Linked DNA regions of Homo sapiens: regions 1 and 3 are each linked to region 2. A link is a loop called in an ENCODE intact Hi-C map of the cell type or tissue named here. Cell type or tissue: mammary epithelial cell. All regions are shown on one strand. Links, peaks and the distances in the headings refer to the core of each region. The heading gives the core; the rest is flanking DNA.

The links. A loop is a pair of places that touch in the nucleus more often than their neighbours do. Peaks named below come from ENCODE experiments on the same cell type or tissue, not always from the same donor. Only the 100,000 strongest peaks of a DNase experiment are listed, where the experiment ranks them.
Region 1: a loop joins it to region 2, with 2.7 times the contacts of the local background. A loop is called at or near these places in 2 of 110 quality-filtered maps.
Region 3: a loop joins it to region 2, with 3 times the contacts of the local background. A loop is called at or near these places in 24 of 110 quality-filtered maps.

What each region holds. Positions count from the first base shown.
Region 1 is chr11:86,227,136-86,235,657 of GRCh38, reverse strand. No RefSeq gene overlaps it. Among named protein-coding and RNA genes, the nearest start is that of EED, 13 kb to the left of the region's middle. In mammary epithelial cell, for the core only: a CTCF peak has its summit at 5,290; DNase peaks (open chromatin) are centred at 4,537 and 5,257; H3K27ac peaks cover 892 bases.
Region 2 is chr11:85,690,475-85,698,996 of GRCh38, reverse strand. SYTL2 (synaptotagmin like 2) reads left to right here. Exons shown (of 20, transcript NM_206927.4): 18 at 919-1,018; 19 at 2,609-2,814; 20 at 3,657-4,768. The coding sequence ends at 3,802. Among named protein-coding and RNA genes, the nearest start is that of CCDC89, 8.5 kb to the right of the region's middle. In mammary epithelial cell, for the core only: CTCF peaks have their summits at 3,549 and 4,422 (motif pointing left); no DNase peak of the experiment used is centred there.
Region 3 is chr11:85,841,163-85,849,684 of GRCh38, reverse strand. It overlaps a transcript of SYTL2 not described here. Among named protein-coding and RNA genes, the nearest start is that of CCDC83, 10 kb to the left of the region's middle. In mammary epithelial cell, for the core only: no CTCF peak of the experiment used is centred there; DNase peaks (open chromatin) are centred at 4,464 and 5,054; H3K27ac peaks cover 858 bases.

The DNA of each region.
Region 1 (8,522 bases), core at 2,352-7,351, 540 kb before region 2:
ATGAACGATAAAATTTTATCCACAATCTTCCTCTTACACAGTAAGAAAAAGTCTGAAGAAAAATATATTTTTTTAGTGACTATCTTCTGAGATTCTCAGTGCTCTTTTCAAATGTAAATCAAAACCAGCAGTGTCCCTGTTTAAACACTAAGACAAAAAGGATCCAGAAAGTTGTACTGAGAGATAATATTCATTGACGGGGCTTGCTCTATACAGGCAGGTTTGCACAATTTATCTTATTTAATCCTCATAACATTCTTGCATCTGTATTTACAAATGAGAAAGCTGAGACAGGGAAGTTGAATTACTAACTCCAGGTCACAGAGGTAGTGGTGGAGCTGGATTTGAATCCACACAGCCTAACTCTCAGACCTGAGTTTTTTTTATCACTTCACCATATGGCATCCCGCTGAGTTGTCAACATGTTCCTTTCTTTCTTTTCTTTCTTCCCTTTCTTTCCTTTCTTCTCTCCCCTCCCTCCCTCCCTTCCTCCCTCCCTTCCTTCCTTCCTCCCTTGCCTCTTTCTTTCTCTCTCTTTCCCTCCCTTCTTCTTTTCCTTTCTCCTTCCTTCCTTTTGTTTCTTTCCTCCCTCCCTCCTTCCCTCCTTTCTTTTTCTTTCTTTTTCATTCCCTCCCTCCTTCCTTTCTCTTCCTTTCTCCATTCTCTCTTCCTTCCTTCCTTTCTCTTTCTTTCTTTCTTCTTTCTTTCCTTCTCTCTCTTTCTTTCTTTTCTTTCTTTCTTCCTTTCTTCCCTCCCTCTCTTCCTTCCTTCCTCTTTATAATTTAGGTCATAAGCATGTATTACTTTTGTATTTAAAAAAAAAGCTTACTTGAATTTAAAAATCAATCAGATCAATGAATTTATTTTAAATATCCCTTCCCATTGATTCCCTGAAAAGATCACCTCTGTAACTTTAAGCATTGAATACATTGCAGTTTGAAAGCAAAGTCTTGTCTGGTGCATGTACATGATTATTGTACCTAATTCTCTGAAAAATAGGCTACAATTACTACCAGGTTAATTAACCGTTATTATCTTAAAGTCAGGATTATTACAGATAAATGCCTAATTCTGAAATAAAACTGGGAATTAAAGCCAGATAAATGGGAGTTTTGTTGTTATTTTAACATTTTGTAAACTTTTTTTCTTTTTTTCTTTTTTTTTTAGATGGAGTCTTGCTCTGTCATCCAGGCTGGAGTGCAGTGGCACAATCTCGGCTCACTGCAACCTCCACCTCCCAGGTTCAAGCGATTCTCCTGCCTCAGCCTCCCAACCTTTGTAATCTTTATATTGTCTGAAAGTTTATTAATCAGCCATAAGAAATTCACTCCTATCTATAAATTAAAGTCAGTGCCCAAAGAGTCCTGAGATCTGAAATTTATTTTTACTTTTTTTGTTTTTCTTTTTTCTTTTTTTTTTTTTTTTGAGACGGAGTCTTATTCTGATGCCCAGGCTGGAGTGCAGTGGCACGATCTAAGCTCACTGCAACCTCTGCCTCCTGGGGTCAAGCGATTCTCCTGCCTCACCCTCCTGAGTAGCTGTGACTACAGGCGTGCCCCACCACACCCGGCTAATTTTTTTGTATTTTTAGTAGAGACAGGGTCTCACCATGTTGATAAGGCTGGTCTCGAACTCCTGACCTTGTGATCCTCCCACCTCGGCCTCCCAAAGTGCTGGGATTACAGGTGTGAGCCACCGCGCCCAGCCACTTTTATTTTTTTTCTGTGAATTATGCAGAGAAGTTGAGATCTGAAATTTAACTTAGCACTGTGAGGCTAGACCCTTAGAAATGCAAAACTGTATTCCCAATTTCTTTGTAAATTTTTTTTTTACGTTCATATTGGTTTGTTACTATAAGATGTCTCAGGAGAATTAGCCTGTTGGATCAGATATAATGCTGTTTTTTGTTGAAATAAGCCAACATCAGGGAATTTTTGTGTTGAAAGAGTAATTACATATATGAAATTACACAGACTTTGCAAAACAGTGTGAGCATTAAAAGAAAATAAATGAAAAAAACAACTTTTAAAATAGGTTGCATGTGATTTCACTGACCTTGACGCTAATCTACCATCAGTACATATAAACAAAGCAAGAAAATAAATATACTTAATAGGTTTTATGTAAAAATTACTTGCTGCTTTTAATTCAAAGATATGTGTATACTTAAAAACTTGTCTGGGAGAAAATCTTAAATAGGGTTAAAACAACAAGTTTTTACAAATGAAGATATTAGTAAAAATATATTTTCCTTGAAAAGGGGTAAATTAGAAATTAAATATCTTGAATTTACTCTAACATGGGTTCTTACTTTACTTTCTTTCTTTGAGGGACCAAAAGGTGACTTAGAACAAAGATTTGATAGAGCGAGTTCAAGCACTAATAAGGTGCAGAGTGTCAAATAATTGTGAATCAAGACTTTGATGAGTTAAGTGTAAATGACTCAGAAACATGGATTATATTCTTCAAAGTACACATGAGTTTAGAAGTGCAGAGGAAAACATGCTCAGTAAAATGCTCAGAGGCATCCTGAAACCCAAATACTTCAAATGTTGCATTTCAGCATTTGAGGTGTGCACAAAATGAGATCACGGCAATCTATATCCAGGGTAAACAGTGGAGATAATTTGCATTATCTTCATTTTTCCTTCTCATATTTTCTGAATCTTATGCCCAGGAATAAGGATGCTGTATTAGCCTTCCCCAGAGGAAAAGAACAAGTAGTGTATGTGTACATATATAGAGAGAGACAGATTTATTTTAAGTAACTGGCTCATGCTATTATGGAGCCTGGAAAGCACAAAATCTACAGTTCTAATCTGAAGGTCATGTGCTGGCAGAATTCCTTCTTGCTCAGAAGGTCAGTCTTTTGTTCTAGTCAGACCTTCAACTGATTGAATAAGGCCCACCCACATTATGGAAGGTGATCTGCTTTACTCAGAGTCCACTGATTTAAATGTCATTCTCATCCAAACACCCTCACAGAAACATTCAGAATAATGTTTGACCAAATAGCTGAACACAGTGGCCAAGCCAAAATTAACCCTTACAGATGCTTAGTTAGTTCATATTGTCTGCCTGTTAATTAAATTTGACATTTAGAATACTAAAGAAATGCTAGTTCAAAGGGATGAATAGAATTCACTAACAAACTTGTAGAGCTGGAAAGGCCATTGGAGACCTTCTAATAGTATTTCTAATGGTATTTCTCAAAAGGAGTGCTATTAGCATTTAGGGCAGAACAGCTTTTGGATGTAGCGGATTGTCCTGAGCATGGCAGGACATTTAGCATCTCTGGCCCCAACCCATAAATGTTAATAGCTCTCCCAATCATTGTGACAACTGAACAAAACCATGCACAGATTTCCAAACACCCTGGGGTGGAGGGGGGATGGAGGTAATACTCTTCATTAAGAGCTGCACCCCCACCCCAGTTTTGGAGGAAGAAACAGATTTAATAAGGTCAATTTACTATATCTTCTATGTAGACTATTACTTTCTCTCTCTCTCTTTTTTCCTAATTTAGCAGGGTAATTATTTGTACCACACTATTTTGTAATAACACTGCCTAAAATAAAGTTTAAAATGTAAACTCTGAGTGGTACGAAATGCTACAATGTACAAAGTTGGGTAAAGGTTTTAATCATTAAGTTGCCAGGGTTTTGGTTAGCACACATATGTAATTTTTGGTATTAAACTAAAAAGCACAGCTACATCTAAATGTTCTGAGCTTGGTGTGGTGGCACACACCTGTAGTCCCAGCAACTCAGGAGGCTGAGGTGAGAGGATTGCTTGAGCAATCCAGCATGGGCAACATACTGCAGCCTGGGCAACATAGTGAGACCTCATCTCTAATAAAATTTAAAATAAAGAAATAAAAAGTAGAATATCTAAATTCTCTCCTTCCACAAAGCCTTTTGCCATCTTTTCAACCAGGACTAATTGTGCATTTTCTTGATCTCTCATGACACTTATTTTTCTCTCTTTTATGTTACTTATTGTAGTAATATAATAGCTTTCATTCATTGTTGCTTACGATGAGCAATACAGTTTGCTAAATACTTAACTTAATGTATTGTAACTTTTACCCATCATAGAAACATTATAAGTAGATATTATTTGTTCTAATTGACAGATGAGGAAGTTGAGACACAAAGAGATTAAGTAATATATCCAAGGCCATATAATTAATAGATTTCAGAGTTTGGATTTCAACTAAGATCTGTTTGCCTACAGATTCTGTGTTCTTAAATTATGCTGTTCTGACTCCAGATAGAGCCCATTTTGCCAGTCTCTCTCAGAAACTCTGGGATATTACTCAAGGCCACCAATAAACCTACTTACACATGGCCACTTGGTATACTGGGAGATATGGCAGAGACTTTGGTATTGCTTGTGAGGCCCCAGAGATAACAGAATTAAAAACCCTTGAACAAAAACAACAAAAAGATCTTTGAAGATTTCCTGCAGCTCCTGGTGAGTGTTCCCCAAGACAAGATAGGAAGTGACTCTTTTTTGCCTTCAGCAACAAGTTCTCTGAGTAATGTTTTGAGTTGGCACAGTTGGCATCACTAAAATAGCTTTCTGTTCCAGCCCCTGAGGAATTTGGTGAAACTTCTTTGTCAAAGAGAGCTACAAAATAGGAAGAACTAGACCACTTTTTGTTTTTTATTCTTAAAATATAGTGAAAGTAACACATGTACATCTTGGATAAATGTAACACATGTACATTTTGGATAATTTGGAAAACACGAGAAAAGCACCAAGAAGAAAACTCATGTAATTCTATGCAGAGATGGCCACTATTAATATCAGAGTCTTCTATTTTTTTTTTTGGCTTTTTCTGTCCACACACAAACATGAATACACACATATTTGGAAAATATAATTCATACCATGTTATAATTTTATAAGCAATTTTTATGACAGTATATGATAGATATATATTTCTTTGTTTTCCTGTAATAGCATTTTAATGGCTGCATAGTACTATATCATAAAGATAGCCACAATTTATTTAACCACACCCCTGCTCTTTGTCATTTAGATGGTTCCTGTTCTTTCCATGTATATTTACATACTTGCATGTGCATGTTTATATGGGCTCTGATTATTTCCTTAGGAGAGGGAAAAGAGAGGCAAGCCAAATCACTAGTTGGAAGTTACATTGTACTCTGGTAAATGTGTCCAGTTAACACTCTCAGTGGAGCCAGGTTGCCCTTTGATGACTAAAAAATATGTAATCTCTCAGAGGCCACATCCTGAAAGTGCTGCTGGAATTGCAGGGAAGGAGCTTTCCACTGGGAGGAGGAAGAGCAAGTGGCTCCAGGTAACAGTGAGAAAATACCAACTGAGCTTTTCGACATTTATATTAGGATGCCAACTTTGCTACATGCCATGTTTCTTGGTCTACACTCCTAAGACTGTGGATTAACAATACAAAATACCTGTACTTCAAGTTCCTAACAGAAATGTCAGCCTCAACCCAGCTAATTAGGTGCGCCATGTCCCCACCCCAGGCTAAGTTACTTGTGGGCAGAATCCATTTCTCATTCATTGTGATTTCTGTAGTGACTTCACATTCAATGAATGTTTTCTTTTTCTTTTCTTTTCTTTTTTTTTGAGACAGAATCTCGCTGTGTTACCCAGGCTGAAGTGCAGTGGCGCAGTCTCAGCTCACTGCAAACCCCTCCTGGGTTCAAGCTATTCTCTTAGCACCCCCCGAGTACTTGGGATCACAGGCGTGTGCCATAACGCCCAGCTAATTTTTGTATTTTTAGTAGAAATGGGGTTTTGCCATGTCGGCCAGGCTGGTCTTGAACTCCTGACCTCAAGCAATTCTCCTGCCTCAGCCTCCCAAAATGCTGGGATTACAGGTGTGAGCCACTGTGTCTGGCCTCAACAAACATTTTCTGAATGAATGAAATCAGTATTATCTTTCTGCCTACTACCCTAATTTATATTGACTTGTTTAGAGGATTTAAAAGATGTCAGCTCCTGAAATTTGCTATTGCAAGGACTGAAAGGCTTTTTCCCACGGTGAGAACACAATTACTCCAGCTGAAACCACTTTTACAGGTTGAAGCTTTTGGGTCGAGACCTCTTCCACAGGCTCACTAATCCACATAAGGAGAAAGACCTTGAAATAACCTTGTTCAAACCTGCATTTGGAATCTACCCAATTGCAGTACACTAGTATACAACTCAGCTTTATACTACACATATTATTTTTAAAATTTTTCTTTTGTTTGTTTACTTTCTTTTGTTTGTTTGCTTTGTTTTGTTTTGTTTTCTTCTGTTATTTTTTTGAGACATGGTCTCATTCTGTCACCCAGGCTGGACTGCAGTGACACGAGCATGGCTCACTGCAGCCTTGACCTCCTAGGCTCAGGCGATCCTCCTATCTCAGCCTCCCAAGTAGCTAGGACCACAGGCACACAGCACCATGTCTGGCTAATTTTTTTTTCTATCTTTTGTAGAGATGGGGTTTTGCCATGTGGCCCAGGCTGGTTTCAAACTCCTGGGCTCAAGTGATCTTCCCACCTTGGCCTCCCAAAGTGCTAGAATTACAGGCATGAGTCACCGTGCCCAACCTACACATTACTTAAAAAAATTTTTTTTCATGTCAGCTGCAAAAATGTACCCTTTCAACAAGATTGGAAACTTGTTGACCAAGTTCTATTCTTTCAGGTCAAATTCCAGTAAAACAGGTGTAATTATCACAAGATGGATTATAGTGAAAATATTTCTAAGGTGTTGCGGGGTCATAATAATACTGTTTTGCTAATATCTTTACAAGGAGATTGTCAACTTACCTCTAACACTTACTCATGTCATACTCATGAAAATGACATCTAATATCTCCCACAGCCAGTACATTTGCATAAAACAAAGAACATTTTGTGAGGTAGAACAAGGCTTAAGTAGCCTCATGGTTCTCCCTCTAATGACCATAGTACAGAAAAAGATAATATTAGTTTCTGATGGCTTTATTATTAAAATCCTGAGCATACACATCCCTATGCAGAGTTAATGTTTCTTTGCATGTGAGTGCTGAAGAAGGAAAATTGGAGTTTTAGGATTTTATGGTAGGGTTTTTTTTGGGGTTGTGGTTTTGTTATTTTAACTTTTCTGAGACGTTATTTCCTAACGTGCAAAAACCTGAGAATAGGAGTTATTGATGAGGTTGGTACTGTACTGGTATCATCTCTTTCCCATCTCTGCTTTCCTGGTTTTGCTAGTCTGTGACCTTATTATTCAAATTCTTGGTTTTCTAGTTTGTGACCTTATTTTTTAAATTCCTATGGATAATAAGGAATTTGGAGCCAGTAAGGTGGAAAAATCATCACTAGAATTTGGGAAAGCCTTGGGTTAAACTCTCAGCTTGGCTATTTTAAAAGCGGAGCAAACCTGGGCTAGTCATCTAAGAGCTTAAGTCACCAATCACATGAGACTCTGATAAGAATATCTGCCTTTGAAACCTTTATTATGCCAATGTAAGTTTTATTTCATTTTTGAATGTTCATCCAAGGCCTTGTCTTCCTTCCTTGGCTCCTTTTGCTTTGCCTCCCACCTAAAGGTCTCTTTTTCTAGAGTTCTCCCCACTTTTCCTTTTGTCCTATTAAGGTTATGTAATCCTCAGGTGGCCTGTTCCATTCTCAGTTTCACCCGTCATATACATACGTGGATGTCTGCTTTTGGTATGTAGCGCTCTTGTTGAGCTTTGGACCTATATATTCTACCGCCTATTGGATATAACCACCTGTAGGCCCCAGAAGGTCAAACATCCAAAACACAAGTAATCATCTTTCCCCCTGTACTTGTTCCTTTCTGATGTGGTGACTAATACTAAGTGAGCCAATCCAGAAACCTGGTATTCATCCTAGATTCTGCCCATCCAATCAGACCCCTGTCAGATCAGCCAAAGGTCTGTAGATGTTATCCCTTCACGGTTTTCTAACATCATATCGCCTCCTCTCCATTTCCATTGCTATCACCTCAGTTAAAATCCTCATAAATTATTTCTTGGATGACTTGAATAGTCCCTCTTCTGGCCACTCTCTGTCTTTACTGGTTCTCCTCTAATCTATTCTCATTGTAGTTATAGTAAACTTTCCATATAATCCTGTCATTCTGCTTAACACCAATCTGGCTCTGCATGTCTTTTAGGATAAGGTCAAATTCTTTATGTTATTAGATGAAGCCCTTTATGATCTTGTTAATTATTTTAAAATTATTATTATTATTATTAGAGACATGGTCTCATTCTGTCAATCAAGCTGGAGTGCAGTGGCACAATCATAGCTCACTATAACCTTGAACTCCTGGCCTCAAGTGATCCACCCACTTCGGCCTCCCAAAGTGCTGGGATTACAGGCATGAGCCTCCGCACCCAGCCTAATTTTTATACTTGATCTTAGTCAAAAGGCTGAGAAGCAATCCTGACCTAATTTTCTATTTAGTTTTTCTGCTGGGCATTCTGCCACATTTGCCCTCTCTCCACACAGTTCTTCTCTAGTAAC
Region 2 (8,522 bases), core at 1,791-6,790:
TAACCCATTCAGAAAAATCTGGTGGCATTCCTCTGTTCGTATGAACCCAGCCTAGACAACAATTTCAGACTAAGCCAACTTCTTAGTAACTATCTGCCCATAATATTAACTATTACGTATGTACATACAGTATCCCTATAAAATGTTTAACCACTCTTGACTGGGGGTGGTGGCTCACGCCTGTAATCCCAACACTTTAGGAGGCTGAGGCTGGTGGATCCCTTGAGCTTAAGAGTTCAAGACAAGCCTGGGCAACATGACGAAACTCTGTCTCTACAAAAATTTAAAAATTAGCCAAGTGTGGTGGCACATGCCTGTAGTTGCAGCTCCTCTGGGAGGGCTGAGGTAGGAGGATCACTTGAGCCCAGGAGGTTGAGGCTGCAGTGAGCCATGATTGTGCCACTGAACTCCAACCTGGGTGACAGAGTGAGACCCTGTCTCAAAAAAAAAAGTATAACTACTCTTAAAAATGACTATACCTTAGCCAATACCTGTTTTGGTTACTTTATACCCAAATATGTTTTAAATGTCTTCCACTAGCACCAACTGATACTGGTATTAATGTTTGCAAGGTATATGCATTTCATTGAAATGTTTTGAATATAACTGTAAATGGATGATTCACATTCCTGGTGTTTGATTTTGTTGAATCAAGCAAAACCCCAAATGAATGATGTGCTAATGATGTAATACTTGGTACTTAAAGCCAATATGAATTATTTTTATAGAGCTATCGAGTTCAGTAAAACCAGATTATGAAGACTTAGTTAAGACTGTATAGATTTAATCAGTTCAGATGATATCATCAAATACTAGCTAGTATCTCCATGCCAGAACATTTTTAGGCTGACATCTTTGGACGCAGTATTGCCAAGGGAGAACTGGCAGTGAAAATTTTCTCTTCTTTTTCTATTGTAGGTAAAAAGCTTCCTACAACTGGAGAAGTGCACATCTGGGTGAAGGAATGCCTTGATCTACCACTGCTAAGGGGAAGTCATCTAAATTCTTTTGTTAAATGGTAATAGTATTGATGACTCTGTCTGCAACAGTTCTGTAGCCTGGTCTTTGCTGGTTAGTTTCGGTTCTCTATATCTGTAATACTGACTCATCATTCATAATTTAAATGAATTTACTTGGGATAATGGAGACATGAATTGGAGGAATCTATATCATGAACTCTCAAGGCTTCATTTGGCTTTAAAATCATAAAGTAAGAGGTCAAATGAAACTAGAGACCTCATACTCAATGTGTAATGTGTTCTAGGGAAAACATCTGTTGGTGAGGGCAATAATCAGTTCAAAAGAGTTTATTAAATTTCTAATGGTAAGATGTCACACCCCTTGACTCCTTTATGGAGCAGGGAGAATTCCTTCTCTCCTTTGTCCCACCTGTTTTGTGGCCTATTTGCAAACGGTCATTGTATGAGACTGCAGATATTTGGAAAATGATTTGCTAATCAACCCTTACTAAGAGCTTGAGACAGTTTGGGTTTTTAAGTGGCAAACTCTTCTCTCTGTTATACATATAAAGTGACTGGCATCTAGTAAATAATAACTAAACAGATATTAGTATGCTCTCCTAGTTTCTCTAATTTTATTTATATATAGTCTACCAGAAGACCAACTGTAGCTTTTTAAATATATGTGACATATATCTGGTACAGCGAGGTGTCTCACGCCTATAATTCCAGCACTTTGGGAGGCCAAGGCGGACGGATCACTGGAGCCCAGGAGTTCAAGACCAGCCTGGTCAACATAGCCAAACCCCTTCTCTATTAAATAAATAAATATATATGTGACATATATCTAAGTAGCATAGATGATATTATTTATGATTTTCCCTACACATTATCTTTATAGATGTCAGCTGGTAAGATTTTTTTGGCTCAAGTCAGCCTCATTCTAAGACCAAGTCAGTCAGTCACATTCTGAGACCATTCACAGACCTTCTTGCCTTGTGTTGCCACTTGTATTGTCTTATATTGCCACTTACAAGAGGCATGGTAGGTTAAAGTTCATTTAATTGTTATCATAAATGAAATGTAAGTGATTGTAAAAAAAAAATTACATAATTTATTTCCAAAGTCAAATCTAGCAATTTGGAGAGGTTTCTCTTCTTTTTCTATTCTGTATAACACAAATGTCTTAGGCTATCACAGCTAATCAGGATAGCCTGTGCTTGCAAATTTTAAAGGAATCCTCAAATGATTACTAGCATATTAAGCACTTACTAAATGCAGGCATGGAGCTAAGTGTTTTGCATATGTTATTTAATTCTAATTTTAGCCTTATGAAATCAGCATCACCATTCCCATTTTATAGATGAAGAAGCAAGTGTCCGTAAGGTTGAGTAACTTTCCCTAAAATGCATACCCAGGAGGTAGCAGAGTCAGGATTCAAACCAAGTATAGCTGACTCTAGGTCCAGAGTCTTTTCAGCATGATGTGTTCCTACCCCCTACCCCACTGTCTGCCAAACCACCACCACCACTATCTCTCCACATCTTTTCCTCCATTGTCAATCTTTAATAGCTGTGTTGTTATGTATTGAAAGCATGAATGTTCACTATCTTACTAAAATGCTCCCACAATCATGCCTCTTTTTGTAGTACCATCCTTCCAGATACAAGTAGGAAAAGTCGCCAGAAGACAAGAGCTGTAGGGAAAACCACCAACCCTATCTTCAACCACACTATGGTGTATGATGGGTTCAGGCCTGAAGATCTGATGGAAGCCTGTGTAGAGCTTACTGTCTGGGACCATTACAAATTAACCAACCAATTTTTGGGAGGTCTTCGTATTGGCTTTGGAACAGGTACTGTTTGCTACATTTTTAATTCTCCATGAGCCAAATTTTTCTAGAGATACTAGAGGTTTGTTTGTTGCTTTGCTTCTTCCCAGTGAAAACCGAGATATCCTGAAAACAGATATCTCTTAAGTATAGTGAAATAAATGAGTAAAGAAATGTCAGGTTGTATGCCAAGGGCTCCAGATATGAGGATTAACAGGGTGAAGTGTCTCTGCATATAGAGTTTAAGTTATTGTGGCAGTGGCAGGGACAGAAAAGCCTTCATCACTAGTCTGCCCTGCAAAAACATTTATGGTCCTTCAAGGCTAAATATATGCTTTGAGTAATAACAATAACATTTTTGGAGCACCAGTCACTGTATTAAATGCTTCATTTACATTATTTCATTGAATCCTCACAAGTCTATGAGGTAGTTACTAATGTTACCCCAAAGGAACTGATAGTCCAAGAAAGTAAGTAACATAGCTACAAAGTGGCAGAGCCAAGATTCAAAATTGAGTCTGTTAGACACTAAAGCCTTAGTCACACTAACCTAGAGATTATCTAGTGTCATCTCCAACCCAGTGCAGGAGTCCTCCCAACTCCCTTATTCCCTGATGAATTTTCATCTGGCCTTTACATTAACTTGAAGAAAAATCATTGCTCTAGGAATTATGGTAATGATTACAAACATGAAGTCACTCAGACAATTGAACAGTTCTTCCTTATGTTGAGTCTCACATCTGCCCTCCCAGTGAAGAAAGCTCCTCCTAGCTTCCACTGGTGGTTATAATTAGGGAATAACTTTCCCTCTTTCCCCTACCCCCAATGAGCTGTTTCTTTCTAAATGCAAAGCTTCCTTTTTTCAGGTAAAAGTTATGGGACTGAAGTGGACTGGATGGACTCTACTTCAGAGGAAGTTGCTCTCTGGGAGAAGATGGTAAACTCCCCCAATACTTGGATTGAAGCAACACTGCCTCTCAGAATGCTTTTGATTGCCAAGATTTCCAAATGAGCCCAAATTCCACTGGCTCCTCCACTGAAAACTACTAAACCGGTGGAATCTGATCTTGAAAATCTGAGTAGGTGGACAAATATCCTCACTTTCTATCTATTGCACCTAAGGAATACTACACAGCATGTAAAAGTCAATCTGCATGTGCTTCTTTGATTACAAGGCCCAAGGGATTTAAATATAACAAAATGTGTAATTTGTGACTCTAATATTAAATAAGATATTTGAACAAGCTAGGAAAATTGAATTTCTGCTGCTGCTTCAAAGAAAAAGCTGCCCCAGAGCATTAAACATGGGGTATTGTTAAGAAGCAAAATGTTCTTGTTTGCCATCATGTGTTTCACACCACAATTCTGTGCCACAGTTAAGAGGGTCTGGTACCCTTGCAGGACCTTTGTAGGTTGTGGGAAAAAGTCGCAGAAAGATACTCAAAGTGGAGCAGGGAATGGAGACAGACATCAGTGATGATAAAAAAAAAAATGGACCTTAAGAAACTATTTACTCTGTAATCTCTAATAAAATATGGAATTCCATATTAGGGCAATGAGACTGAAACTACTGGTGTTTTTCTGCCTTGAGAAAACAAACAGTTAAAACAAGCCTCAAATGTATTTTAGTGCCACCCACTGGCCATAGGTACAATTCAGTTGTTGGCTTGTTTTGACTTAATTCTAAAATAGGTCTCAAGCCTGTATTTTTATGAGTTTATTTTTTTAAAACCCTGCATATATATGATTGTTTTTCTTATAACTTTACTATATGAAAGCAGCATAAGAGTAGTCACAAACATGTTTTGCAACAAAGTTTTAATTAGAATGTAAGTTGCTCAGTTATACTGTTCTTCTTATGTATGTAAAATTTTCGTATTTTGTAAAAACCCTTAGAATAAATTATCATTTGATTTAAATTGTATTAGAAAATTAGCGTGACTTCTCATTTTAAATAAAATATTTTAGGAATTCTAAACATCTAAATTTCCTAACAAGGCTAATGAACTTCTTCTGGGCTAATGTTTCTGCAGTCTTCACTGCAATTCTGGGCATCATCTCCCCTAAGTGGGCAACTTTGGCTATGTTATTAAGAGTAGGATTTTTATTTTTATTTATTTTGTTTTAAAGGACATAGCAGATCTCAAGGATTTTTATTTTTTTTTAAGTAGTTAAAATGCTTTGGGGATGATTTTAGTATATGAAGCACATTACTCTCCCTTAGGACCCAACCAGCTTAATTTTCTGAAAACAAGCACTGATTTAATGTAGGTTCAAGAAAGCCTGAGTGACAGGCGAACATGGGATCTTACAACAAGCATCTCATAAATGTCATTGAAAACAACTAGAATGCTTGCCTGTTCTTCCTGAACAGATACTAGAACGTTCTACCCACTTGTCAATAAGAGTGACTAATCTAGGTCAATGCCCTTTCCATTGTCTCCTCAGGTCTTTTTTTTTTTTTTTTTGAGATGGAGTGTCGCTTGGTCACCTAGGCCGGAGTGCGCTGGCGTGATCTCGGCTCACTGCAACCTCTGCTTCCCGGGTTCAAGCAGTTCTCCTGCCTCAGCCTCCTGAGTAGCTGGGATTACAGGTGCCCACCACCATGCCCGGCCAATTTTTGTATTTTTAGTAGAGATGGGGTTTTACCACGTTGGCCAGGCTGGTCTCGAGAATTCCTGACCTTGCGATCTGCCTGCCTCGGCCTCCCAACCCAGGTTTTTTATTAGAGTGCTTAGTCTAGCTCTATTTATCATTCCCGCTCTGACCTTAAGGAAGGGCAAAATGAGCTAATTAGAGTCACGCTTCTAGAGCACAGCGGTAGAAGCACAAACCCTGTTCTGGCTTGTGCCAGATCATAGTACAAGCTACTTCCTCAGGCTTTCTTTCAGTTACCTGTAAAACCAGCATCCAGCCAGCTCTGGAGCAATAATGAGATTGGCTCCATTATCTCCCCATCTAGGACCAGGACTGCCTGTCTCATCCTATCCCCCGATCCCTCATCTTCAAAACACCAAAGTGGGAAATAGAACCCCCCACCTTCTTTGCATCTATCCACAGCACTTCTGACTGCCTCAAGAAGTCCAAGGAGAGGTTTCACATGAAAAAAAAATATAAATCATAAATTTAATCTTCCCTGGTTCAAAAGGAAGGCTAAGTGTGAGCTTCATGCTTTATAAAATGTAAGCACGGCTGGGTGTGGTGGCTCATGCTTGTAATTCCAACACTTTGGGAGGCTGAGGCAAGAGCATTGATTGAGGCCAGAAGTTCAAGACCAGCCTGGGAAGCATAGCAAGATCCCATCTCTAGAAAAACTAAAAAAATTAGCTGGGCATGGTGGTGTGTGCCTGTAATCCTAGCTACTTGGGAGGCTGAGGTGGGAGAATTGCTTGAGCCTAGGAGTTTGAGGCTGCAGTGAGTTTTGATTGTGCCACTGCACTCCAGCCTGGGAGACAGAAGGAGATCCTGTCTCTTTAAAAAAATGTAGGCAACTTGAATTCTTTAGTGAACTCAGGTTGACATGCTTTTGAGTCAGTGTAACTTTTAGGCAAAGACCCTCCTAAAACTTCAAAGTACATTTTTCTAAGCTAGAGGCATTCCTTGAACTGCATATTTTAGGGCTTTTTTTTTTCAGAAGCCCAACTGGTAATAAGCCAAAAAGGAGGATTTATTGGAAATATACTGGGTTAGCTCACAGAGTAAAGAAGTACTGCGGGAACCTAGGTTATTTTGGGGACTTGCAGGCTGGAACTAGAGACTCAGATGTGGTCTCTTTTCTTCAGGGAGTGAGAAATAGCACCTCAGCCAGGTTCAACATCACAACCTCTCAGCTAAAGCACTTCTCTTTCCTAGGTTCAGCTTGAGAGACCTATGGTGGAAACTGGCCAGGTCTGTGTCATATGCCCACCTATTGGACCATTCACTGTGGATGGTGTAATATGATTCACCTAGCCTGGGTAATGTGCCCACCCTGTGGCCAAAGGAAAATGGTTCATTATTAGAAGAATGGGATGTTATATAGACACTGGTGAAATCAAGAGCTAGGTATACATGCAATTTGTTTCTACCTCAAGTGAAAATATTTCAAAATACCATTATTTTTAAAAAGAAGTAAAATTTCTAAGGGTCACTGCTGACTCTTTTCAGAGAGGCCTAAATTCTTCCATTTACCCTGACTACTCTAGCTTCTAAGTGGGTGGTGAGGATCCTGGGAACTCCATGGACTTCTCACATGGTCCAGCAGTCCACCCAAAGCATGGTTACTGTTAGGCTAGGCTAGCTTCTTTCAGAGAGATGCCTACCACCCTTCTCCTCAGCTGTATTTTCCAGGGAACTTGCTTAGACATCTTTGCAGATCCCTGGCATCCATACTCACTATACAAGTAAAAAGCCCCAAATATCTCTTACCACTGTACTTTCATTCCCATTCTGCTTTGGGATTGGTCTCTCATCTACTCTCATCTTCACTCTCTCCCAGGCTTATTCACTAGTTTGTTTTATAAAAAAAAAAGTCCCCACATACTTGATTCAATCACAGACAATATATTCCCTCTATTTCTTTGGCTGGCTTTTTCCAAAAGAACTGGTTCTCCTTCAGCCTTACAAAAAGAAAGCTCACTCTCACACCCAGTACCTCAATCAGGATATGGGATCAGATTTCAGATCATTGCTCCTCTCTTTTCCTGTAAATGTTTCTAAGGATGTGTGTTGTCCAGTTGTATCAGGAAGGGAGTACAGTGTAATGGTTAAGTGACCTCCAGAAACAGGTAGCTTGGATTTGAATCTCAGTTAAACCACTTAGTAGCTGTGTGACCTTGGACAAGTTATCTAACTTCTTTGTGTCTCATCTGTAAAAGAAAAAAAGAAAGAAAGAAAGAAAGAAAGGGGCGACATTGTGCCTACTCTATAGGTGAAAATAAATGAATCAATATAGTGCTCACTTTTGACAGATAGCATTCTGTAAATGTTTGCTATTATGATTATTCCTTCCACTCATTCTTGTCCTCTACCATCCTTCTCAACTCATTCATTGATGACCCTGGCCCCTGGCTCCACAGCATATGAATGTTCATCAGACACCCTGGCTTCTTAGTTCCTTGACCTCCTCAATTTGAATATCCTTAACCTCTGTTCCTTTTCAGCCACACAAATCCATGAACTTCCTTGTAACTGAGAAGTTCCACCTTTGAAGCATTAAATGTAAACATCCCACTCTGACCAAAATCTCCTATGCTCTCAGCTTTCAGTTCATTATTCTGTAATATTATTTTTAAAAGTCATTGTGGACACCATCCCTCAAACCCCTATCAGTCACCTCCCACTATCACTCCTCTATCCAGTCAACCACTCTCTTGCCACTAGCCTCAAAATTTTTGCTTTCTTTTTTTTCCATTGAATACCCACTCACCAGCACTATTACAGTTCCCATCCCCACATAAATTCAGTGGAACTACCCTGTCCTTGGTGCAAACTGTGGCTGGAGAAAATCACACATCCACCCTGTCTACAATAGAAATGAGAAATAGATGGAGAAATAAAGAGTCCTTGTGTGTGGCTTTGCATCTGCAGTTTTGGTTCTTGAGGTTCTACCTAGTTCCTGCCTCTCCTGCTTTGACTCTATGAGCTCCCGCTGTGCACTTTCTGTGAGCCAATATATTTCCACTTGCTTAGCTAAATTGAATTGGGTTTCTATTAAAACAATCTTGACTAATATGCCCCTTCCATCCAAGACT
Region 3 (8,522 bases), core at 2,374-7,373, 150 kb before region 2:
GTAACCAAAACAGCATGGTACTGGTACCAAAACAGAGATATAGATCAATGGAACAGAACAGAGCCCTCAGAAATAACGCCGCATATCTACAACTATCTGATCTTTGACAAACCTGAGAAAAACAAGCAATGGGGAAAGGATTCCCTATTTAATGGTGCTGGGAAAACTGGCTAGCCGTATGTAGAAAGCTGAAACTTGATCCCTTCCTTACACCTTATACAAAAATCAATTCAAGATGGATTAAAGACTTAAACGTTAGACCTAAAACCATAAAAACCCTAGAAGAAAACCTAGGCATTACCATTCAGGACACAGGCATGGGCAAGGACTTCATGTCCAAAACACCAAAAGCAACGGCAACAAAAGACAAAATTGACAAATGGGATCTAATTAAACTAAAGAGCTTCTGCACAGCAAAAGAAACTACCATCAGAGTGAACAGGCAGCCTCCAAAATGGGAGAAAATTTTCACAACCTACTCATCTGACAAAGGGCTAATATCCAGAATCTACAATGAACTCAAACAAATTTACAAGAAAATATTCTCTTAAGAGGAAGAAAGTATATGCTACCTTTAAGAAGGAGATTGTTTTAACCCAACGTCCATTGTCACGTTGCAATATTGTATTATAAAATGGGATGGTGTCTCACTGTTTATAAGGGTCATATTTTTTCACTTTAAGCCAGAGGCACATACCTGCAGTTCACTTTTTTTTCTTTGTCTCTCCAAACCAAGTTTAACTTAAATAACCAGAATTCTGGCAAAAAGATACCACATGTCTTTTTTTTCCTTCTTACTTCGTCTGCCTAATTAATGTTTGAAATTACTCTTATGATCTCTTTGTTTTCTCAGATATAAGAGGAGCCCAGGACAGTAAGCTGGAGCCAGGGTTTCTTATCCCAGGAACCTGGACTATATGATTTGAATTGTGCCTGAGGGCTTTAGCATGTGACATCACAAGAGTATTTAGCAACAATGAATTGCTGCCTGCTTGCTATAGTTTTAAAATATGAACACAAAAGGACAAACATATAGACCAATAGAATATAACAAAAAATCAAGAAACATACTTGTACATATAGGATCAATTGCTTCAGACAAAATTGTAAAAGTAACTCGATAAGCAAAGCATAATCTTTTGAACAAATGTGACTGTAACTATTGGATATCTATTTGGAAAAAAAAAATGAAGCTTCACTCAGACCAAAAACCATACAAAAAATTAACTCAAAATGAATCATAAAGGTGAAAACTATAAAATTTCTAGAATAAGACAAAAAATCTTTTTGACTTTGCATCAGCCAAGTGTTATATAGGACACAAAAAACATGATTCAAAAAAGAAAAAAAGAACTTGAACTTCATCAAATTTAAATTTAAAATATCTGCTCTTGAGGGTTTGGTTTTTTTTTTTTCTTTTTTCTTTTTTTGGTTTGTTTGTTTTTTGAGTCAGGGTCTTGCTCTGTCACCAGGCTGGAATGCAGCAGTATGGAAATGGCTCGTTGTAGCCTCAAACTCTCAAGCTTAAGTGATCCTCCTGCCTCAGCCTACCAAGTAGCTGGGACCACAGGCACGTGCCACCATGCTCAACTGATTTTTTAGTTTTTTATTTTATTTTTTGTAGAGATGGGGGTCTTGTCTTGTTGCCTAGGCTGGTCTCAAACACCCAACCTGAGGCGATTCTCCCGCCTTAGCCTCCCAAAGTGCTGGGATCATAGGTGTGAGCCACCATGCCCAGGCTGTTCTTTAGTTTTAAGAAGATGAAAAGGCAAGCCACAGTCTGGAAGAAAACGTTTGCAATACATATACCTGCCAGAAGACTGGGATCTAGAATTTATAAATAATTCCTCAAGCTCAATAGGAAAAAAACCAACTAATTACAAATGCCAAAAGATTTGAATAGATGCTCCAAAAAATAGATATATTCATGGCCAATTGGCACATGAAAAGATGCTCAATATCATTAGTTATCAGGCAAATGCAAATTGAAACCACAGTGAGATACTACTACACACCTACTGGAATGGCTAACCCTAAAAGACTGACAATACCATGTGTTGGCAAGGATGTGGAGTAACTGGAACTTTCATATATTCCTGATGGAAAAACAAAATTGTGCAACCATTTTGGAAAACAGTTTAGCAGTCTCTTATAAGGTTAAACACATATACTGTATGACCCAGCAAACCCACTCTTAGATATTTATTCAAGACAAATGAAAATGAATGTTCATAGCTGCTTGTAATACTACTTAATAAAAAAAGGAATGTTGCCAGCACTTAGGAATGAAAAAAAAAAGGGTGGGGGGAATAACTATTGATACATGCAACAACCTGGATGGGTCTCAAAAGAATTGAGCTAAGTGAAGAAGCCAAGTGTGAAAACTATATGCTGTATCATATGAAATTCTAGAAAAGCCTGGAAGCAGATCAGTGATGGCCCTGAGCTCAGGGGCTGGGGTGTGGGATTGACTGCAAGGGGGCAGGAGAGTACTTGCCGGAATAAAGGAAATGCTCTGTATCTTGATTGTGGTGGTGGTTACAAGGGTGTATAGATTTGTTAAAACCCATTGAACTATATATTTAAAATGGGTACATTTTATTGTATATAAATTGTACTTTAACAAAGTTAATTTTTTTAAAATGGTTTCAGGCTGGGCACGGTGGCTCATGCCTGTAATCTCAGCGCTTCGGGAGGCCGAGGCAGGTGGATCACCTGAGGTCAGGAGTTTGAGACCAGCCTGACCAACATAGTGACACCCCATCTCTACTGAAAATACAAAATTAGCTGGGTGTGGTGGTGCATGCCTGTAAATCCCAGCTACTTGGGAGGCTGAGGTAGGAGAATCGCTTGAACCCGAGAGGCGGAGGTTGCAGTGAGGCGAGACTGTGCCACTGCACACTCCAGCCTGGGCGACAGCGAGACTCCATCTCAAAAAAAAAAAAAAAAATAGTTTCAACCTGGGCGTGGTGACTCACCTCTGTAATCCCAGCACTTTGGGAGGCTGAGGTGCGTGGATCACCTAAGGTCAGGAGTTTGAGACCAGCCTGACCAACATGGTGAAACTGCATCTCTACTAAAAATTCAAAATTAGCTGGGTGTGGTGGTGCACACCTGTAATCCCAGCTACTTGGGAAGTTGAGGCAGGAGAATCGCTTGGACCTGGAAGCAGAGGGTACAGTGAGCTGAATTTGCACCATTGTACTCCAGCCTGGGTAACAAGAGCAAAACTCTGTCTCAAAAAAACAAAACGAAATGAAACAACAACAAAATAAATAAAGGTTTCATATTCTTTAACACTCCTCTCTTCAAGAGGTGGCATCTCTGTTCCCTCTCCTTGAATCTGGTGGTCTTATGACTACTGTAAGCAAGAGAGTATGGAAATGACTCTGTGTTACTTCTGAGGCTAGGTTATAAAAAGTCATGCAGCTTCCCCATGGTTCTTTTGGGATACTTGCTCTAGAGGAAGCCAGCTGCCATGTAAGAAGTCTATCTCCTATGAGACAACCATGCTGGAGAGGCTGAGTATAGGTACTGTGGTCCACCATTCTAGCTGACCCCACCTTATAACCCACAAAGTGCCAGACATGTGAACAAAGTCATCTTGGACTGTCCCAGCTGGCCCATCCATCCTCTAAGTATAGCTGAGTTAATCTCAGTTGAAGCCACAGGAGCGAGAGATCACCAATTACTAACCTACAGGATCTGTGAGCTGTAATAAAGTGGTGGTGGTTTTATGTTATTTATTTATTTTATTATTATTTTTTTTTGAGACAGAGTCTTGCTCTGTTGCCCAGGCTGAGTGCAGTGGCACGATCTTGGCTCACTGCAAGCTCCACCTCCCAGGTTCACGCCATTCTCCTGCCTCAGCCTCCCAAGTAGCTGGGACTACAGGTGCCTGCCACCATGCCCGGCTAATTTTTGTGTGTGTGTGTGTATTAGTAGAGACCAGGTTTCACTGTGCTAGCCAGGATGGTCTCGATCTCCTGACCTCGTGATCCGCCCACCTCGGCCTCCCAAAGTGCTGGGATTACAGGTGTGAGCCACCACGCCTGGCCTATTTTATTTATTTTTAATTTTTTTTTGTAGAGACCAGGTCTCTCTGTGTTGCCCAGGCTCACCTTGAACTCCTAGGCTCAAGTGATCCTCCCGCCTCAGTCTCCCAAAGTGTTGGGATTACAGGCATGAGCCACTGCACCCAGCCCAGGTTGTTGTTTTAAACTAATTAGTTTTGTTAGTGTATTAGTTGTCTATTATTGCACAACAAATTACTCCAAAATTTAGCAATTCAAGACAATAATAATCATTTATTATCTCCCAGTTTCTGTGGATCAGGAATTTGGGAGCAACTTCATTGGGCAGTTGTAGCTTGTTGTAACTCATGAGGTCAGATGTTGGACAGATTCTATCTCTGCCTGAAGGAGTTCTCATTTTAGGGGAAGTGATGAGCAATCAAGTTATTCTGCAATTATAAAACAGTTGGATACTTTCCAGAAAAGGGGTAAAAGCAAGGTGCTGTGGAAAACCTAATCCAGTCTTGAGAGTCAGGGAAAATTTTCCAGAGGAATTGAGATCTAAATTAAAACTTGACAATGAGCAGGAACTTGACAATGTGCAGGAAGACTGGAACATTGAGTGGGAGGGCCTGGGACAGAGGGCATTGCAAACACAAAGCCCTAGAGGTAAAAACGAAAATGATGAGTTTCTAATGGAGCAGAAGAGATTACCATGGTTGGATAATAGGCTCCCAGGGATAGGAGAGAAGTGAGACAGGAGGCTGGAGAAGCAAGTAGGGACAAATCATGGCGGGTCCTCTGAGCCATACAGAAGATTACAGGCTCTGTGATGATGACAGAAGTTCACTCTGGCAAGTGTAGAGGAGGCTGGGAACAGGCAGGACAGGGTCAGGTTCCAGAATGAGTTCCACTGACCACAGTTTCAATCTTTCTTTTGCCTAAGGGTCACTCACTTGGTTCCAGTTTCTGGTCCAAGGAGCTTGTCTCAGGCTCTGCCCTTTGCAAGATTGCAGTGACTGGCAAAAAGAATGACCTCATCTCTTTGGCTCAAGTTATCAGCTTGCCTAATCTCTGAAGTCTTCTATGACTCAGGTGAGATGCCCACCTCCACACCAGGAAGTAGTCTATGAAACTACTATTACCACACCACCAGAGAATATGTGGAGTAACACTACCTCACATCTGGAGAATGAGGCAGTATACATTCTAACTTCCATATTTTAAGAACTGTGTTTATGGAAAGGAAAATAAAATGACATTTTCAGGAATATGTACCAATATTAGCAAACCCAAGGTACTGTGCTCCATTTTTAAATAAGGGAATAATAAGGTTGTGAATTACTCCCTACACGCTTCATATGGTTTTGAGGACATACTATTTTACCCTTTATACAGCACACTAGCTAAGAACACCCACTGCCAGAAGACCACTTTCTTATTCTATGTAAATGAAATGTCTACAAAAGGCAAATTTACTGAGACAGAAATTGAGAGGCTTCAGCTAGGGCTTACACGATAGAGTCACCAACAGGGGGACTGCTTGGAGAGGAGGCTGTCCAAGTGAAGCCATCAACAGTTGAAAGGGGTATTGCAGAGAAGAATATTCTTTGACCCTGAAATTGAAAAATCCTTCTTCTATCGAATGCCCCTGACTTTGGGAACTACCCACTGAGGCATCTGGTGAGACTGAGAGATATACTTTCTGTAACCACACTTTGTTGATGCTTATTTTGTTTAAGAACATGAACTTGGGGTCAGTTCAGGGTTCTGAAGCTGCTTACTAGTTGTGTGACCTTGGATGAGTTACTCTACCTTTCTGTGTCTCAATTTCCTTATCTATAAAATGGACATAATATTGCATACTTCTCAGGGCTGTTCTGAAGATTACTGGGTACAATTCCTGGCACATAGTAGGTTCTCAATAAATGTTAATTCTTCCTTGTAGCCTTTTAACTGTTATGTGAGAATGCTGGAAAGTAGGAGAATGTGAAACTTTTCTGTGTCACATTTCCCATGTAACCAGAGAGGGCTTTCTCCACCTAGTTAGTGTCTAAATTTGATGGGACCCAAATATGCATCTTGGACCCAGCTCCAAGCCTGCACACACACACTCAGCATCAGTTAGATGGCTCACAGTCGCACCATGCCCCAAACTCATTATCTTCCACCCCCTCCAATTTGCCCCTCCTCCTCAAGGCTATGTTCCGTATTTAGTAAATGACACCAGCCTCCACTTAGCTTTTCAAACCTGAAGATTAGGAGTCATTCTAGACTGTTATTTTTTATTTTATTTTTATTTTTGAGACAGAATCTTGCTCTGTCACCCAGGCTGGAGTGCAGTGGCATGATCTTGGCTCACTGCAACCTCTGCCTCCCAGGTTCGAGTAATTCTTCTGCCTCAGCCTCCCAAGTAACTGGGATTTCAAGAGTGTGTCAGCACACCCAATTTGTGTTTTTATTACAGACAGGGTTTCACCATGTTGGCCAGGCTGGTCTTGAACTCCAGACCTCGAGTGATCTGCCCGCCTCGGCCTCCCAAAGTGCTGGGATTATAGGCATGAGCCACCATGCCTGGCCCATTTTAGACTCTTTAATTTTCCTCACCTCCAGATCTAAACAAGCTTCAAGTTTCAGCAGTCTATTGACAGATTCCATTGGCCACAGCTGGAACTGAACACATTCTACAGTAGATTTAACCGAGTCATTAATTTTCATCCAAAAGTATTTTGGATGATATTTGTTGAGCAGCTACTATGAGCTAGGCACTATGGTAGGCTCTCTCTTCACTGCCTCCTCCCTAGTACAGGTCCCAATCTTTCCTGAGTTGACTGATGAGATGGCTTCCTACCCAGCTATCCTGAATTCATTCCTGTCTTCGCATTCTTCCACAGACCCATTCCCTTGTTTAAGACCATAAATGACTTTCCACAGATCTCTTAGGAAAGAGTTTCTGACATGGCTGATAAGGCCCTCCAAGATCCAGGCCCACCCAGGTCTAGGTCAGGTCCCCTTGTTATATGCTCCAGTTGGGTTCCCCCAAAAACACCCTTATATGGGGGTTTTAGTGCAAGTAGTTTATTAGGGAGGGAGTCTTAGAAAGCTATGGTAGGAAAATGGGGAGATGAGGGAGGAAGAAAAGCCAATCAGGATACGCTAACAAACAAGTTATTGGGAGATGGGTAACTGGGGCTTGGTTTCACTGAGAACCCTGGGAGACAGGAGAAAATACGCTCAGAATTGTCTTACCCAAAGGGTGAGGAAGCTGGGTGGTTAACTCTCATTTATCATCAGTTGAGGATGGTCCTGAGGGCATCGATTCCCCGGCCCCAATAGCCTACAGGGGCTAACCATGCCCCTACCCACTGCAGGTCAGAGAAGTCCTCACTCAGGACTGAGTATTGAGGTGCTTACAGGAAGAAGCTAAGGGTTTGCCTGGTGAATGCTGAGGGGATATGGGCAGCCACTGGAGTGACCACAGCTTTCAGAATGCACTTGACCTCCCCTTTGTAGCTCTCCTTACCCTTGAAATGAACTCATTCAGTGTCAGTCTTTCAAGCTAATCTCTTAACTCTGTAAGGGTGTAGACCATGTCTCTCTGCTTCACCATTATACCACCATTGCCTAGCACAGGGCCTGACATGTAAAAGGTGGTCAGAGATATTTAGCGAATGTTTGGATAAATGAATAAATGATTATTCTTTCCAGAAAGTAAACCAGGCATGCCATACTGTGAGAATGCCAGAAAGTAGTACCTGACAAATAAGTTACACCTGTGTAATAAAACCTCTATGTTATTGTGACATCTGAATTCACATAAATCACTTGATTTTTTAAAATTTAACTTTTATTTTAAGTTCAGGGGTACATGTGCAGGTTTGTTATATAGGTAAACTTGTGTCATGGGGATTTGTTGTACAGATTATTCTGTCACCCAGGTACCAAGCCTAGTACCCGTTAGTTATTTTTCCTCATCCTCTCCCTCTTCCCACCCTCCATACTCTGATAGGCTCCAGTGTGTCTTGTTCCCCTTTATGTGTCCATGTGTTCTCATCATTTAGCTCCCACTTATAAATGAGAACATGTGGTATTTGGTTTTCTGTTCCTCCATTAGTTTGCTAAGGATAATGGCCTCCAGCTCCATCCATTTCCCTGCAAAGGACAAGATCTTATTCTTCCTTATGGCTGCATAGTATTCCATGGTGTATGTGTGCCACGTTTTCTTTATCCAGTCTACCATTGATGGTAATTTAGGTTGATTCCATGTCTTTGCCATTGTGAATAGTGCTGCAACGAACATATGCGTGCATGTGTCTTTGTAGTAGGACGATTATATTCCTTTGAGTATATACCCAGTAATGGGTTTGCTGGGTTGAATGGTATTTCTGTTTTTAGGTCTTTGAGGAATTGCCACACTGTCTTCTACAATGGTTGAACTAGTGTATACTCCCACCAACCTTGTATAATCATTCCTTTTTCTCTGTAACCTCACTAGCATCTATTTTTTGA